Regions from separate parts of the Mus musculus genome. Here region 2 is linked to region 1. A link is a loop called in an ENCODE intact Hi-C map of the cell type or tissue named here. Cell type or tissue: left cerebral cortex. All regions are shown on one strand. Links, peaks and the distances in the headings refer to the core of each region. The heading gives the core; the rest is flanking DNA.

Region 1 (8,876 bases), core at 581-8,580:
TTGAAATGACTTATTTGAAGAAAAAAAAGTTTTTAATTCTTAAAGCTAAATATACTATTTGAAATATCTGGGAAGATGAACCAGTTTGTCTACTTTTTTTTTGTCCCCAAAGAAAAATGTCATTGACTAAAGTACATGTACTTGTTGCTTGTGGGGTGCATTCTGCCAAAGGCTCCCTGTCAATGGCGGTCAGTTCTTCCTTCTTTCCCTCCTGCTACCTCTCCACCTTGTAGCAATTCCCAGCCTTGGTGCTGGTGCCTGGTCATCTCTGTTGACATATGTGCACACAAAGCTTTCGTTGCCTGTATCAGTTCATTTAAAGACAAGTCAGGCCGGGCGTGGTGGCGCACGCCTTTAATCCCAGCACTCGGGAGGCAGAGGCAGGCAGATTTCTGAGTTCGAGGACAGCCAGGGCTACAGAGAAACCCTGTCTCCAAAAAAAAAAGAGGTTCAGGGTGTGAGGAAGGTGTAACTCATGGCCTTCTGTCCAGAACTGTCCTTTAGGAAAGAGGTTCTTAAACATTTGTGACCATAAAAGCACATTTGTCAACTTTTTGTTCATTGTGTTATGCCTTTAAAACTTGTACCTGGGAATTCATAAGTGAAGGTTTATCTTTTGTGATCTGTAATTTTTAAATTAGAAGTGTAGGTTACTCTACAGTTGTACAGTGCTATAGGTCCCAAAGTATTTCCAGACATGCATGTTATCTGCTTTGTCCTTCGTCACCCCCTTCCCCACTGTCCTCTTCCAGCCTGCACTCCTCCTGCTGATCCCACCCCCTTCTTCCCCATGATGGTTCCTTTAAATGTGTCCTCTCCATATGTATGTAATGTCGCTCTCGATCAGACATAGGCTCTCGTGGGTGGTAGGCAGACTCTACCTCTGAGCGGCATCAGTTGCCCAGTAACAGTTTATCGTAAAAGCTATTTGTTGTAGGGCTGGACAGAGATGGCTTGACAGTTAGGATTGCACTGCTCTTGTAGAGGACCCAAATTCTGTTCCCAGCACCCATGTTAGGTGGCTCACACCTGCCTGCAACTCCAGCTCTAGGGGGATTTGAGATCTCTGGCCTCCTCAGCTCCTTCACTCACACACAGAGAATTAAAAATAAAGTAAATCTTTAAAAAGTTGTTGTATATTCACTACAACAATATGGAGTGTGCTCCAGGAATCATTTGTTAAACAAAGACTAGATAAAAGAAACAACTTTACACCTGAAAACTAAAATTCCTTTAAATTCTGAATTTTGAGATAACTTACAAGCTTTTTATGTTTGAGATTTATTTGTTTGCTTAGTCAGTGTGTATGTATTTGAGGGCATGTGTGTCACTGTGCATGTAAGGAGGTTCTGTCCTTCCACAGTATAAGTCCTCTGGATTGAATTCAGGTTGTTAGGCTTGGTAGCAAGCAAGTTTACCCACTAAGCCACCTCAGCAGCCCTGTTTGGGATATATTAATACATTCTGACCTAGTGTATGCCTTAAGCCTTTTTGTGTGGTTCAGTTTAGTGTCTTTCTGTATGCAGTGCGGCAAGCCTTTCAGATTCTCACATTCAGAGCAGGCTGGCAGGCCAGTCCTTTACAATTCCCTCCTGTGTAACATGATTTCAAGCAGGGTGCTTACTTAGTGAGTCTGAAAACTGGAAACAAATTTATGGCTTGGATTCCAGTGCCCAAGCTGTTTTATTGAGACTGTTTTTCTTAGAGTCAGTGACTGCTCATTGTCCATCAGTGCTGACTAATGATTGATTGAATAACGACTGGATTAGCACGTGCTAATATCTTCCATTGAGCCGCTGTAGCATAGGCCAGGGTTCCAGAGTCCTTACTGTCTGCCATGAGAAGGGACACTTTCTATAATCTTTCCCTGTACTAGCATCATGTGGACTTCCCACCTTCTTTTCCCTTTCCTTTCCTTTCCTTTCCTTTCCTTTCCTTTCCTTTCCTTTCCTTTCCTTTCCTTTCCTTTCCTTTCCTTTCCTTTCCTTTCCTTTCCTCCTCCTCCTCCTCTTCCTCCTCTTCTTTCTCCTCCTCTTCCTCCTCTTTTTCTTTTTTCCCTTTTGTTTTTCGAGGCAGGGTTTCTCTGTGTCCTGGGGCCTCTGTCTCCCAAGTGCTGAAATTAAAGGCATGCACCACCACCTCCCAGTCCCAACTACTTTTTTCATCCATATGTTCTCAAGTTGCTCTTTTAGAACTGCTGGTCTCACAGAGCTTTGTGAACCTTTGGAAACATCAGAGCAGCCAGAATCAGGTTCTCCTCCACTGAGCCTTCCCTTGATGGGTGGCTTTTCTACCTTACTCTGCATATGCAATTGGTTTCTGTGTGTGGATATATCTTGGTATGTATCTCAACAGATTTATACTTATATCTTGCTTTTACTTGTCGTTGGTGTGTATAGATTAACCACTACAACAATATGGAGTGTGCTCCAGGAGTCATTTGTTAAACGAAGACTATGATATGAAATTTTTCATAATGGCTCACCTTTACCATAACAGGCTAGATCGGTTTGCAACTATACTGACAACCCCAGACCTCCTTCCTATCCTCCGCTGCTCTAGCACTCTTTCATAAAACTTATTTTTTATGTCTGCTGCTGAGAAATGAGTTGCAGCCAGTCTTTGCATGGATCTTGAGCTGATCATTCTGTACAGGTGATGGGTTGCTAAGCCATCTGGCCTTCTTTCCCAGGTCATGGTGTAAGTTTGCCCATCTTCTCAGGGCAAGTGACTGTCCTGTGACTGTGCCTAGTCTCTCAGCGCTACAAAGTAAGCTGTGTTCTGTTGCTGCTATTTTTCAGTCCTTACAACAGGCAGTGGCTTGCAGTAGTGCAGACATAACTAAAATTCTGTGAACACAAAGTGGCTCCTTGGTCAACCACCCACTGACTGTAGTGCCATCAGTTCTGTTCTCAGCTTCCTTGCTTCAAATGGAGACTGCTGTACTTGCTGTGGGGTCCAAAGGACTGAATGTGACAGGATCTGATACACTACTTAGACTCTTCATGGACCTGAGCCTTCCTCTCAGGTTATCGATCTAGTTAATTTATCATCTCCCAACTATATGGCTTAAAAAGTTTTATTACATTTATTTTTGTGCAGGAGTGGGTGGTATGTGTGTCTATGTATGCATGTTATGGCGTGAGTATGGAAGTCAGACCACTTGTAGGAGTTGGTTCTCTTTCTACTATGTGGGTTCTGGGTTTTGAACTTAGGTTTGGTGGCAAGTTCTTTTACCCACTGAGCCATGTTGCTGACTCTCAGATATATATATTTAAATGGAAATTGTAGATAACATGCCATAGGAATTTACTAAGTAAAGGAATCTTGATGCCTTTTCTTTCTAGGTGGGGCTTGTTTGGGGAAAGTACTGAAAGCATGTAAGAAAATTTCCCTTGGGATGAGAGTACTTTTTTTTCTTGTCAGGTCTACCACGAATGCTTTTATAGTTGAATTTTTCTCTTGGCATTATCCACTGAAGAGGAGAAGTATTTTCTATATCTATTCTAAAATGTGTTCCAGGACAGTCTTAACGTATAGAAGGACACCCCCCCCCACACACACACACACTTACTCATTTATTTAATGTGTGCCCACATACACATTAAGTGGACATTTAAACTGTGGACAAACTGACAAAAGAGGACAGCTTTTGTCAGTCAGGTCTGTCCTTTACCCGTGTGGATTCTACAAATGGAGTTCGTCCGTCATGTACAAGCAGGCGCCCTTACTTCTTGAGCCACCAGCCCTGGAGGAACTTTTCAGTCTCAGGTCTGTGTCCTCCTGCCTGCGTTGTATGCTCTCAGAGTTACAGCGTATTGATTTGATGATTGAGTGTATAGACAAGATCTGGCTCGCTTAGAATTCCACTTCTTTGTAATATAATCCAAGTTCAAGAAATATGTCAAAATTCATAAATCAAGCTGTCACCATTAGTTTCTTGAACTTACAGTTCCTGCTACAGAAAGTGAAATTAAAATTCCTATCTTGAGGATACATTCAGAGATTTCGTTTGTTGCAGCTGTACCTTTTTTTTTTTTTTTTTAAGGCAAAGAGGAAGGCTGCCGTGGTAGCTCCATGGTAGACCATCTACCTCGCCTGTGTAGGGCCCTACATTCAATCCCTGGTACTGCCAAAAAAGCTAAAGCACTGCCGATGTTTTATTGTTGGACTTCAGGACTCCTCCTTTTCTGTTTTGTAATAGGCGTAGTCAGCTTGTTCTTGTGTGGGAGGGGCATGGCATGCTTTAAAAGGGAGACTTACAGGAACTGCAGGAGCCATCTGTTGCTGTTACTGCTGCATGCCAGGGGTCCATGGTTTGTGCTTCCTCGTGCTACCCTACTGCCAGTTGAGTCAAACTGCTGAACTCCAGGTTCAGTGAGAAACTGTCCCAGAAGACAAGGTGGAGAGTGATGGAGGAGGACACCTGATGCTAACGTCCGGCCTTCGAGTGCACATGTAGCAGGCTTGGTTTTTAGCTTGTTTAGTTTTTTTCTTACAGCACCTGAAAGTTAAGAGGAAAACACACACACACACACACACACACACACACACACACACACACACACACAGAGGCATGGATCTAGAGGTCCTGTTTGTCCCTGATAGGAGGAAAATGGCCACCATGGTGACTATAGCCAGTCTTCCTTCCTTTGTTCCCTTTGCATGATCTGTGCACATGTCCTTACCTTGTTCAGCCAGTATCTAGGGTTTATCAGAATTTCAATTCGGCTTTTATAGAAAAAAATTAAAACATTAGCATATGATCTGGGGAATTTTACTAACAAAAATAATTAAAAACTCATATCGAAGTGATCAGGGGCATTCTTGAGTGCATATCAATTTGTCAGTGTGAAAGAGAGGCAGAGGCAAGGACACAAAAATGGAAAGATTATTCAATCCTGTAGTGTGTTGGGTTTCTTTTTTTCTACTGCAGAGGAATAAGATTTGTATTTACCTTCTGCTGGTTTGGGCATGTTAGCTTTTGGTGAATGAGTGCATGTTTCACATTTCTATTGCATGTCAGAATCTAATGAAAACCCAAGTAATTTTGACACTGTAAAGTTTCTATCTCTGTAGCTGTCATTAGTTTGGGAAAATGGGAAAGTTTTTATTTCAAGTGTTAAACTAGCCCCTTCCATTTCTGAGGGAGCAAAAAAGATGGAACTGCCTAGCATACATCTACAGCATTGTCAGCCTTTGGCATGGCTAATTGTTTGCTTTTCCTGGCAGCAAAGGATCAGAGTTATATTATTAAATACCAGAAAAAAAATCAGTTTTGAAGTAATTATCTGGCATCTCTTTCTTTCAAAGCTTATCTTATTTTGGTAGAATTTAATTTCATACTGTTATATTTTAGTAGGAGAATGGCATCGAGTCTCCCATGCTGTGATGTTTAACTCAAGTCTGTGTTACTGCTGGGTAGCAGTTGGAAAGAGGCCATTTCTACTCAGTTCTCCAGATAGGAGCTACCACACTGTTCTGTAACCATGGCAGGGACCTGAACTCTAGTTTAAGTATGTATTTGCCATCTGCTCTGCACCAGCTGGTGTTCTAGACAGTGAGAATGTAGAAATGGATTTGGCATAGTGCCCTCTTGAGGAATTCATGTGCACAGGGAGACAGATGTAAGAACTTGCCATTTAAGTGAGTTCTTGAGGCTAGCCTGAGATTGAGTGACTGCGGTGTGTACCAGAGAGATGGGAAGGCTCCACTGAGCTCAAGATGAGCCGGGTGCCTATGTGAAAAGCTGAGGGAAGCAGGGGATGGGCATCATGCTGTGGGCTGGCCTCGCTCACAAGGGGAGTGCCGGTGCCTGTGAGCCTGGCTTGTGGCTCAGCACTGGGTTTTGCCAGCTGGCCTCTTTCTGCATTTAGCTGGAATGTGAGGACAGTTATAGCCTTTGGAGACTATCAGAGATTTCATTTCTGAGCCTTCTTGTGCTGTTTTAAAAATGGACTTTCATTGTGCTACCTGCTTACATTTGCTTTTAGTTATTTAAGACAATTGCATTTGGTGTTCCCCTAGGCCCTTGTTTACCGTTTTTCTCAATTTGTATATCTCTGTCTTTGTCTTTTCCACTGCCCTTCTCTCCGCTTCCCCATCTCTTCAGTGGACTTTCTCCTAGTGACTTAGGGGTTTTTAATTTGTTCCTGTTCTGTGGGATTGTCCTCTTTAAACATGGAGGGCCCATGGCTCCTGTCTTGTAAGCTTGTCCTCAAACTGTGCTTTGCTTTTGTCTCCACCTCCTGACATCACAGAAGGTTTATCCACCTCTTGCCAATTTAACATTAGAAAAGATTCTGAGACTGGTGAGATTGCTCAGCAGGTAAGAGCACTGACTGCTCTTCCAAAGGTCCTGAGTTCAAATCCCAGCAACCACATGGTGGCTCACAACCATCTGTAATGAGATCTGACACCCTCTTCTGGTGTGCCTGAAGACAGCTACAGTGTACTTCTAATAATAATATAAATATATAAATATAGATGTATAATAATAAATAAATAAATCTTTGGGCCAGAGCAAGCAGGGACTGAGCAAGCAGGGGGTCAACCAGAGCAAGTAGGGTTGATCAGAACAAGCAGAGGTCCTAAAATTCAATTCCTAACAACCATATGGAGGCTCACAACCATCTGTACAGCTACAGTATACTCACATACATAAAATAAAATAAATAAATATGAAAGGAAGGGAGGGAGGGAGGGAGGAAGGAAGGAAGGAAGGAAGGAAGGAAGGAAGGAAGGAAGGAAGGAAGGAAGGAAGGAAGGAAGAAAGAAAAAGATTCTGATGCTATGCTGACAATACAATTTGGGCCCATTGCCTGCGTGTGGCAGTTGTCTTCCTGTGTTCTGTCTGTAAACATCTCAGTAAACTGTAGCCCTGTTAAAGGAGGGGTTGAGAGTTTTTCATGAACTAGCAGCCTGTGAGCTCCAGAATTTTACTCTCCTTGTCACTGGCCCACTGAAGACCTTTGAGCTACTCCCTCAGCAGTGCTGAAACCCTGTCCTCTGCAGATCTTATCCCAGTTTCATCCTGGGGACTTCTTATTTCCTACTCTGGATTTTCACTTCTGCTTTTACAAAATTATGCAAATGCCCTTCCAAGGATTAAGCAGACCATATCCCACCAGTCTTGCAGGAGCTACGGAGAGCAGCTGTGCGCCAGGGGCCTGCAGTATTTCCTCTGAACTTTCCTTGACTGCCTGCTTCTTGTATTATTGTCTTCCCTTTAGCACAGCGCATGGAAACTCGGTTGTAGAGAAAATTTAAATTCCAGTGGTTTTGTTTGTTTGTTTATCCCTTTTTCTTTTTTTGCTTACTCACTAGGCGACTCTTCACATGTTTAATTTTTGAGTCTTACTTCATTTAGAAAGAAGAGGTAATTTTCCTGAGCTCATGTTTGTTGTGAGAACTAAGTCTCATTAGTCCAACAACACCAGTAACAATCTTGTATGAGTGCCTCCAGTGTTAAGTACTCCAGTGATTATAGCATGGCTTTCTTTAGCCTGTGCTCCTCACAAGCCTGAATCCCACTATGTCATTTGGCCTTTCTCAGTGGAACATATGGGAACCATCTTCTAAGTACACCTCCTTGGTGGCTGGTGGTTGCTTCTCGTCCCTCAGTCTTGTGCTTTGTCCAACAGAGCAGGCAGCACCCATGAAGGGTTCCAGTAGTGCAGAGGATGAGCTCCCTGCCAGTTTCTTCTTTGCTTGTGAGCTTCCATTTTCTTCCCCCACAGTGTGGAAGTGGCTTTCTCTTGTTAGCCAGTTTCCTGGTACCCAGCAATGCTTGGTGCTAGGCTCTATAAAGAAAATGGCCGCTTTACTGCTTTATGTAGCACCCAAAGCAAAGCTCCTGCCCTCCTCTGTGTGTGTGCACAGTGCTGGCAAAGCCTGGAGCAGAGCTGCTCATTCACGTAAGCAGAGGGCCAGTGCTGTTTCGCCATCATCTCCTTTCATTGTGTTACAAGTGTCATTGTTTAGCTCTTATTTCCTTTAGTTCAAATTTGTATGAAAATGCTGACACACCTGGATTGAGAAACATTTCAAACCTTAATCATTCTTTTATATATTTGTGTGAAAGCATTTCTAGTCTTTTCTTGACAATAAACTCTGACCCAGACAGTTAGGAGAGCGAACGCAGGAGCTAGACTTGATGCTGCATTCATTCTCTGTCCTTTCCACTCGCGCTCGCTGCCTTCATAGTGGCTGCCTTCCTCTCAGCCATTCCTAAATGGAGGTGAAGGGGGCTGTCGATACCCTAGTAACCAGATACCCCATAACTCCTTATCCCACTAGCAATAATAATTTGTATGTATTTGGAAGCTCTGTATTTCTTTTCAGGAAAAGTATTAACTTAGATACTCAGATGGGAAAAACAGACATGTTGAGCCTTAGTCAAGAGCTTGCAAAGGCTAGCTGCTTCCACACTGGACATCTGTAGCATCAGTGCCAGCAGCAGAGTGAGCACTGTGCAGTCCTTACACTGTGCCTGGCACCCCTTTGAGCCCTTGCTTTTATCAGTGTATTTATCTTCGTGATACTTTTTGAAAGTGGACACTGTTATCCCATCTTCATTTGCAAACTCAGGTATGTGGACATTAAATAACTTGCCTGGGTCTCATAGAATCAGTGGTAGAGAGCACCAGAATCTTGCCAGACACATTCTCAGTTTCCTTATCTGCTCAGCCCTGGCATGACCACGGCTTAGGAATTGTCACTGGGGCACCTAGTTATCCAGGGCTGTTTCTCTTAGGGTTTTCTATGGTGTGATCATAGGATTGATTTATATCTGCAAATGTATGTGGGATAACCCATATCTTTCAAGTATGAGAGTTATAGTGGCTTTTGTAAATTAAGCATGAATTCCCTTGGTT
Region 2 (8,876 bases), core at 277-8,276, 67 kb before region 1:
AAGCAAGGTGAGAAAGCCTTGAAAAGTAGACCAGGAAGCAATGTTCCTCTGTGGTCTTTGCTTCAGTTCCTGCCTCGGGCTTCCCCCATGGTGAACTCTAACCTGCAAGCCAAATAACCGCTCTCCTCCTCAAGTCGCGCTTAGTCATAGAATAGGTAGGTGTACAGAGAAGATTCCTTGGCCTCCGGGTTGGGTGAAGTATTATAGTTCTAAGCAAACTGATGGAGAAGCTCATTACATCACATGAGCTGGGTCTGTTGACAGCCCCTGCAAACCCAGCTGCTTGGGAGGCAGAGGCAGATTGCTCAAGCATGGTAGTTTAAGACTAGGTGTACAATATGGGAGCTAGACATTCTTCAAAGAAATCAGAGGCAGGGCCGGGTAGGTAGTTTAGTGGCAGAACACTTTTAGGGAGTACAAGGCCCTATGTTTAAATGTCAGTAACATGGACACGCAGGAAGTGGCAGTGTACCGTTTGAGACTGGAGAGATGGCTCAGTGGTGCTGCTCTTTCAGAGTACTGGCTTCTGTCCCCAGCACCCACATGGTGGCTCATAAACCCTGCCACTCCACTTTCAGGGTAGCTGATGCCCCTCTTTAGGCTCCTGTACATGTAGGGTGTATATATACTCACGGAAGCTCACACACATACATGTAAGTAAAAAAAAAATCTTAAAAAACGAAAGCGAAGATAGTGTTAGTGTGGCGGGGTGGGGGAGGGAGGAGAAGGGAAAGAGGAAGGTATTCAAGTGGACAGTTGAAGAGAGCATGTCATACAGGCATCTGTGGGGCGGGTGGGGGGGGGCTATCCTATGCGACAGGCACCAAGTCTGCAGGGTTCTGTGGGAGAGGGCGACCTTCCTGAGGCCAGTTGGAGAACCGAGATGAGGTGACCTTAGCTGGTTTTGGGGAGGAAGCTAGCTTAAATTCTGTTTAGGAAAATCCGCATGCAATGAAAATCCGTCAGAGTTTTTATTTTTTTCCCAACAGGGTTTCTCTGTGTAGCCCTGGCTGTCCTGGAACTCACTCTGTAGACCAGGCTGTCTTCGAACTCCGCCTGCCTCTGCCTCCCAAGTGCTGGGATTAAAGGCGTGCGCCACCGCTGCCCAGCCCATCAGAGGTTTTGAACAGAGTGAAATATAGAGTTGTTGCTTTCTTTTTAAAAAAGATTTATAATGTAGCTAAGAGATAAATAAGGAGCCCATAGCAACATTCCAGAAAATAAATAGAATAGAGGTGTGTGGGTGGGTGTGGGGGGTAGTTTTATGTTAACTTGATATAAGATAAAGTCATCTGAGAGGAGGGAACCTCATTTAAGAAAATGCCTCCATAAGACTGGGCTGTAGGCAAGCCGGTAGAGCATTTTTTAAATTAGCGATTGATATGCGAGGGCCCAGACCATTGTGGGCGGTGCATTGTTGAGCAGGTAGGCCTGGGCTCTATAAGAAAACAGGTTGAGCAAGCCCTTCCTGGTCTCTGCATCAGTTCCTGCTCTGTTTTGAATCTGTGTTCTGATTTCCATCAGTGGGGAACATGAACTAAATAAACCCTTCCCTTCCCAACTTGCTTTTCGTCACAGTGTTTCATCACTGTGATAGTAACTTGAACTAAGATGGGGACATTTCCGGAAGAGTCAGTGCGGTTTTTGTTTACAGTAGAAGACAGGAAAGGTGAAGACCTTCATATGTGAGAATTATCATATATATCAAATATATATATATTGCTCCTCAGCCTGCTTTCTTATAGAACCTAGGTCTACCTGCCTAAGGATGCACAATCTATCATCTATCTATCTATCTATCTATCTATCTATCTATCTATCTATTATCTATATATACTATCTATTACCTATATATATATGTATACATATATACTATGTATCTATTATCTATATATACTATCTATTATCTATATATACACATATACTATCTATCTATTATCTATAATACTATCTATTATCTACATATACACATATTCTATCTATCTATCTATCTATCTATCTATCTATCTATCTATCTATCTATCTAATCGACAGCTCCTTAAGACAAAAGTTGGAAAGTTTCCCTTGCTAGTCTGGGAATAATACTCTTAATTATCCTGAGTCTGCCTGCCAGGCTATCTCATACCTGGCACCTAGCAGTCACACAGGAATAGTTGTGGAATGGATGAATGGGGAGGCAGTGAAGTAGAGAAGACTGATGGACTTGATCGTTGGTGTTGCTATAGTTACGTATGTTAAGTGACACCAGTGGTTGGTAGAGCTGTCTATCACAGCAATTAACTGGGCATCAGTACATTTGCCTCTCAGTTTCTCTCCCTGTAGTCTGTGAGTTTCTTCAGGGTTGGAACATCTGCCACTCTTTGTATTTCTAGTTCCGAGTCCTGGGTTTGATAATAATTCTTGTATATATAGTACAATCAAGTAAAGAGCGATGGAAAGAAAATATATGGCTTATCAACATCAGCCAATTCCGATGAAATGCACTCATTTCACATTACTGCTGGCAAATTGAGCCTTTTTACTTCTGTGGTGGTTTGAATAAGACTGTCCCCTGTAGGCTCACATATTTGAATGCTTAGTCACCAGGGAGTGGTGGCTTTATTTGAAAGGAGTAGAGAGCTGGGTGTGGTGGCGCACACCTTTAATCCCAGCACTCGGGAGGCAGAGGCAGGCGGACTTCTGAGTTCTAGGCCAGCCTGGTCTACAAAGTGAGTTCCAGGACAGCCTGAGCTATACCGAGAAACCCTGTCTTGAAAAACCAAAAAAAAAAAAAAAGAAAAGAAAGGAGTAGAATGCTTAGTGGGCGTGGTGTGGGCTTTGAGGTTTCAAAAGCCCAGGCCAGACCCAGTCTTTCTCTGCCTGTGGCTCAAGATGTAGCGCTAAACTACTTCTCCAACACCACGCCTTCCTGCTGCCATGCTCCCTGCCATGATGATCCTGGATGGGCTAACCCTCTGGAATTGTAAGCAAGGCCCACATTAAAAAGTTCCTTTTATAAGCATTTCCTTGGCCATGGTGTCTTTTCATAGCAAGAGAACAGTGACTAAAACAACTTCTAATTATGTGTGTGTGTAGGTACAGAAATGGAGGTCAAAGGACAATGTGTTTGGTTGATTCTCTTCTACTCTGTGGTCTCAGGGTCATCAGGCCTTTTTGCTGGCTCTTTAACTGTTTTAAAAACCTCGACGAGCTATTCTAAGTACTTGACAAATGACAGTATTAACAGGAGGCTATCACGAGGAAGCCAGCTTTCAGGGTCTGAGACTTAGCAACTGGTGACAGGCTGTGGCACCTGAGGGAGGAGCCTGGATTAAAACACTTACATGGGAGGGTCCAGGTCTTCTACTTTCTCAGGGGACCTTTTGCCTGGGACCTCCCCTCCCAGGCACCAGTCAATGTGTCTCTTTCTAGGGAGGCCTCCTTTATATTCCTCTGCCTTCTGTCCCAGGTTGCTTTATATGGGGATACATTTAAAAATATATATATATATATATATTAATTTGTATCTGTGTAAGTGTATGCCATGTGGGTTCCTGCAAATCTCCTGGAGCTAGAATTACAGGTTGCTGGGCCCCTCCCTCCCGCTGTGGTGATTTGAATTCTAGGCCATAGAGAGTAGCACTATTAGGAGGTGTGGTCTTCATGGAGGAAGAGTGTCACTGTGGAGGTGGGCTTTGGGGACTCCTATGCTCAGGCTCTGCCCAGTGTGTGGAAGAGAGCCTCCTGGCTGCCTGTGGAATAGAGTTTCCTTCTGGCTGCCTGTGGATCAAGATGTAGAATTCTCAGCTCTTCCAGCGCCATGTCTGCCCGCAGGCTGCCATGCTTCCTGCCATGCTGATAATGGACTGAACCTCTGAAACTGTGTGAATTAATCCCAAATAAATAATTTCTTTGTAAGAGTTGCCTTGGTCATGGTGTCTCTTCACAGTAATAAAAATCTAGGATACCTACATACACATGTTGGGAAATAAACTCAGGTCTCCTGGAAGATAGAGTACTCTTAATGTCTGAGCAAGCTCTTCAGCCCCAATATGGGGATATTCCTGATAAGCACCCACTCTCTTCCCCGGGTCCCCTATAGTATTAATTGACAAGGTTCTAGAATCACCAGAGACAACCCTCTGGGCATGTTTGTGAAGAACTGTCTAGATGAGGTTAGTGTGTGGAAATCTGCCCCCAGTGTGGGTGATAGCATTCCATGGTCTAGATTAAAAAAAAAAAAAGTCAAAGCCAGCTGTCTGTTTTCTGGCTTAATAGATGCAATGTGACAAGCTGCCTAAAGCCCTGTGTCACAAGTCCCCACCACGTGGGCCTGTACTCTCAACCTGTGAGCCAAAAGAAACCTATCCTTTGTAAAATTGCTTCTATCACATATTTTGATATTGCAACAAGAAAGGAATACACCTCTTAGGGAGGTACTTCTTCTCAGCCTTCTCTCTGTGGGAAGCCTCCTTCCTGGAGTCTTGGGAAAGACTTCTTTCCCAAGGGGGCATTTTTGATCAGCGTCCCCTTCCCATGAGGAGCCTCTATCCAAGGTCTTCCTCCATGGCTTGAGGTATCCAGCATCTTTTCCCTATGTGGGAATCTCCGATTCAGGTCTCCCTCAGTGGAACACCTCAACCTCGCATTCCCTCCCCTGGAGTCTCCATTTCAGGTTTTCCTGCAATAGAACTGGTTGGCCTAGCAACACATGCCCTGAGGGTAAGTCTCCTCTGCAGGTCCCCTCCCATGGTGACACCTCTGGCCTGTATCCCTGCTCTTCCTCTCAGGGGCCTCCTTTCCAGGTCTCCTTAGGGACAACATCCATTATTCTGGGGGCGCTGCTTCGGCCTGGTATCTCTTCCCCAGAGGGAAACCTCTGCATGAGTGGACCCCCACCAATGGTGGCCCTTGCTCATGGAAAGCATCTGTCCCTGATAAGACACTCATTCTCTAGGACACTCTACAGGCCACCCCCCCCCCCCCACCCCGACCCCTTCATCTCAGTATTCTGTCCTCTGACGGGGTCTTTACTCCACGTCTCCCCACCGTGGGGACCGAAGACCTCCCCCATCCCACCCTACGCAGGAGCAGGACTTCCGCTGCGCCCCCTCCCCTCAGGCGGGACTTCCGCCCCGCCCCCTCCCCCTCCCCCTGCCGCGTCGCCTTGTCCTCTTCGCCTGAGGCAAGCCAGCTAGTCTCGCGCTCTCTGCCTTGCAGCACCACGGGATCTGGGTGACGCGGGCTGCGGAAGCCAGAGCCGTGCAGACCGCGTCTCCATCTCCTCGCCTGTCGTCTGTCTCCCCCACTTCTCTTCGCTCTGCTCTCCGCCTGGTCAGGCTCGGCCCCAGAGCGAGTGGCAAGATGGCGGCGCCCAGGATGCCACCCTCCCGGCTGTCGGGCATCATGGTGCCCGCACCCATCCAGGACCTGGAGGCCTTGCGCGCGCTCACGGCGCTCTTCAAGGAGCAGCGTAACCGGTAACTGCGCGGGGGCTGCCACCTAGGAAGGAGGAAGAGGAACCATGGAGGGCTCTGGGCTGGGCTGGGCTTGACTGGGCTGGGCTGGGCAGCGGCGAGCGAGGCGGGGCGGCGGGCTCCATCAGCTCGGCCCACGCTCAGGTTGTGGCTCTGTGGCGCTCGCCTAGGCCTGCTCTGGGACGAGGGTTTGGCCAGGCTCTAAGAGGGGCAGACGATGGCGACACTGGTCCCCAAGCCGGCGGCGGGGAAGCTGTTGGTTCGGCTCCTCTGGCGGGGCCCTGAGGGCGGTGGCCAGGGAAGGGAGGCGTGTTCGGGCTCGCTTCTCCCTCTGGGTTAGAGGGCGTTCTGTCCAGGAGCCTGCAGAGCTGGCCTGGCTTCGTGACATCTGCTCAGCATCGCCTCTAACCCTTCTGTTTCTAGCCTTACAAAATGGGAGCTGTGGTGCGTTGTTTTCAGTGCTGAGATGAAATAAACGTGTTTAAACAGAAGTGTGCGAGGCTGTCAGTTCCTGATGGATTTTTGTGGTATGGTTTGCGCTGCAGTTTCCTTGTCTGTTTAATGGAAACAAGGTTCGCTGGGACCTCCTTGGTTGAGTTGACAGTGAGGGTTTAATGAGACGATGCGTGTTACATCCTTAGGCCATGCCTGACACTTAGTACTAAACACCATTGGTGTTTTCTCTTAACAGTAATGGTCTCCCCTGGACCAAGTCTTGGGAGAGGACCCGGAGCCCTTGGTCTCTCCTGTAGAGAGATAACAAGCAGGCCTAGAGTGTGGACAAAGGGCAGAGAACGCGGTGGGGGTGGGGGTGGGGGAAGCACGTAGGCTCAGTGGTCACAGGAACGTTTTCTAAAAATAGGTAGCCGCCAGACATGTCACGTGGCTCAGCCCTGCAGTTCCAGCATTCAGGAAGCAGAGGCAGGTGGATCTCTTGAGTTTGAGGCTGGACCAGTCAGCATTGTGACATCCTCTGTATCTCAAAAACAAATAAACCCGGGCTGGAGAGATGGCTCAGCAGGTAAGAGCACCGACTGCTCTTCCAAAGGTCATGAGTTCAAATCCCAGCAACCGTATGGTGGCTCACAACCATCCGTAACGAGATCTGACACCCTTTTCTGGAGTGTCTGAAGACAGCTACAGTGTACTTACATATAATAATAAATAAATCTTTAAAAAAAAAAAACAACAAATAAACCCAACAACAGCAACAAAAATATCCTGGTGGAGCTCTTTCCCACCAGGCGACACAGTGTGCGTCTAAAAGGTGCTGGGGAGCCCGAGCACTACTTGGCCTTGTGGTTAGCATGCTAATCAGTGTGACAGATACTGCTGGGAAATAATGTTGGTTGATTGGATGCTTGGGCCTGTCTGTACCATTTCGGACCTATACCTTAATCATTAACCATCTATTGAGTACTGTCAGACAGCCTTTGCAGGGAGCTGAGGCGACAAAAAAAAAAAAAAAAAAAACAAAAAACAAATGTGACATAATTCCTTTCATCAAACACATTAGGGGATTGCTGTGTGAACATATTGTGGTAGAGATGCACACAGGAAAGGTGCTGCCTCCCGGAGCCAGGAGAAGGATCCGGAGGATCAGTGTCTGAGTTCTAGAACCCATATGGTGGTTCACAACCATCTGTAACTTCACTTTTCCCTTCTGGTCTCTGGGTATCAGGCATACACACAGGCAAAACACCCATACCTGTAAAATGACGGAGATTCTGGGGCTTCCTAGAAAAGACAGTATCTGTGAAAGGGCCATATACTGATTCTGTGGGGTCGCAGAGAAACAACAAAAATAATATCTCTGCGTCAGAGGAGCCACTCAAACATTGGTTTCCTTTATGTAATTGGTTGAGAGGTTTAAGGCCCATAGTTTTCTTCACTTGATCTGTTCTGAGAGGACTTAGGGGAAACCATTGATGGTTTAGTCAAAAGAAGTGTTTTGGTAAAATCTGTTTGTGAGGAAAGTCTGTCTGTCTGCCTTTCTTGGGGATGAAAGAGAACAGAGAAGCTAGGGGTAGAGGATGAAGCTGGAGGCAGAGGGATGAAGTTCAGGGGTTCTTTCAGTAGCTATGGCAGAAGTCCCAGTGAAAAAGTGCCCAGATTAGGACATTTGTGGGGAAGGGTAGAGGCAAGACAGGGTAGGGAAAGATGTTGAGGAATGCCAGATTGACTGAGCAGGGTTCAGGGACCAACTGGATTGTCGTGCTGGGGTGAACATGAGAATGCCAAGGTCCAGTTCTGGTTCTTGTGTGGCAGTGTCCGTGCTTCAGGCAGCTTGGAGATCAGAAGAGATGAACTGGCGGATAGGTGGAGAGATGCAGTTGTGTGGTGGTGCAGCACTCCTGATTCTGGCTCTGCTTATTTATTTATGTTTAAATATTTATTTATGCACTTGGATGTTCTGCCTGCATAGTAGAAGAAGGCATCAGATCCCATTATAGAAGGTTGTGAGCTGCCATGTGGATAAACACTGGGAGTTGTGCTCTTAACTGCTGAGCCACCAGAGAGAGAGAGAGAGAGAGAGAGAGGAGTTGGTTTGTCTAGCAGTGGTTCTCAATCTTCTTAATGCTGCCCTTCTTTAATACAGTTCTTCATGTTCTGATGACTCCCCAACCAAAAAATTATTTTTGTTGCTACTTCATAACTGTAATTTTGCTACTCTTATGAATTATAACAAATATTTAGTATGCAGGATATCTGGTAATGTGACCCCTCTGAAAGGGCCCTTCAACACCAAAAGGGGTAGACACCCACATGTTGAGACTGCTGTCTATAGGTGTCTATGCTGTCTATGCTGTCTGTAGGTGTCTATGGTGCTGTGGAGTTCAGAAGTGGGAGTTGGGTCTCCTGGCGTGTGAGCCATCTGCTAGCAGGGTGGGAACAACTATTTACATGTTAATTAGAGTAAAATGAACCTTGACGTACATCTCAGACCATTTAGAAAAATATCTTATCATGGAATGTAGATCTAAATTCTGAAGTATTTAGAAGAAAATAGTATCCTTGTGATCTAGGCAGACTTTAAAAAAATTAGTCTTTTTTAAGTAGTATGAATGGACTTTGCAGTGTTTTTGTACATAACGACAGCATTGTTCTTTACTCGCATGCACGCCTGTGGAGCAGCTTGCCACCCTGGCACCGAGCAATCATTTCTTATCTAAGACATGGAGAACATCCTAGTTAAGCAAAATACTTTATCCAGCTAGACTTAAAATTAAACTCTTGATCAAAATATAGCATTGAGAAGACAAAATGGTCGCACGCCTTTAATCCTAGCACTTGGGAGGCAGAGGCAGGCGGGTTTCTGAGTTCGAGGCCAGCCTGGTCTACAGAGTGAGCTCCAGGACAGCCAGGGCTACACAGAGAAATCCTGTCTCATAAAACCAAACCAAACCAAACCAAACCAAA

What was found. Peaks named below come from ENCODE experiments on the same cell type or tissue, not always from the same donor. Only the 100,000 strongest peaks of a DNase experiment are listed, where the experiment ranks them.
Region 2: a loop joins it to region 1, with 2.1 times the contacts of the local background. A loop is called at or near these places in 6 of 42 quality-filtered maps.

The regions. Positions count from the first base shown.
Region 1 is chr15:85,397,842-85,406,717 of GRCm38, forward strand. All of the region lies in intron 9 of Atxn10 (ataxin 10), which reads left to right. Among named protein-coding and RNA genes, the nearest start is that of Gm23517, 51 kb to the left of the region's middle. In left cerebral cortex, for the core only: no CTCF peak of the experiment used is centred there; DNase peaks (open chromatin) are centred at 4,243, 5,561 and 7,640; H3K27ac peaks cover 1,941 bases.
Region 2 is chr15:85,331,122-85,339,997 of GRCm38, forward strand. It overlaps Atxn10 (ataxin 10), which reads left to right and starts at 5,134. Exons shown (of 12, transcript NM_016843.4): 1 at 5,134-5,459. The coding sequence starts at 5,344. In left cerebral cortex, for the core only: no CTCF peak of the experiment used is centred there; DNase peaks (open chromatin) are centred at 4,869, 5,321 and 6,329; H3K4me3 peaks cover 2,334 bases; H3K27ac peaks cover 1,992 bases.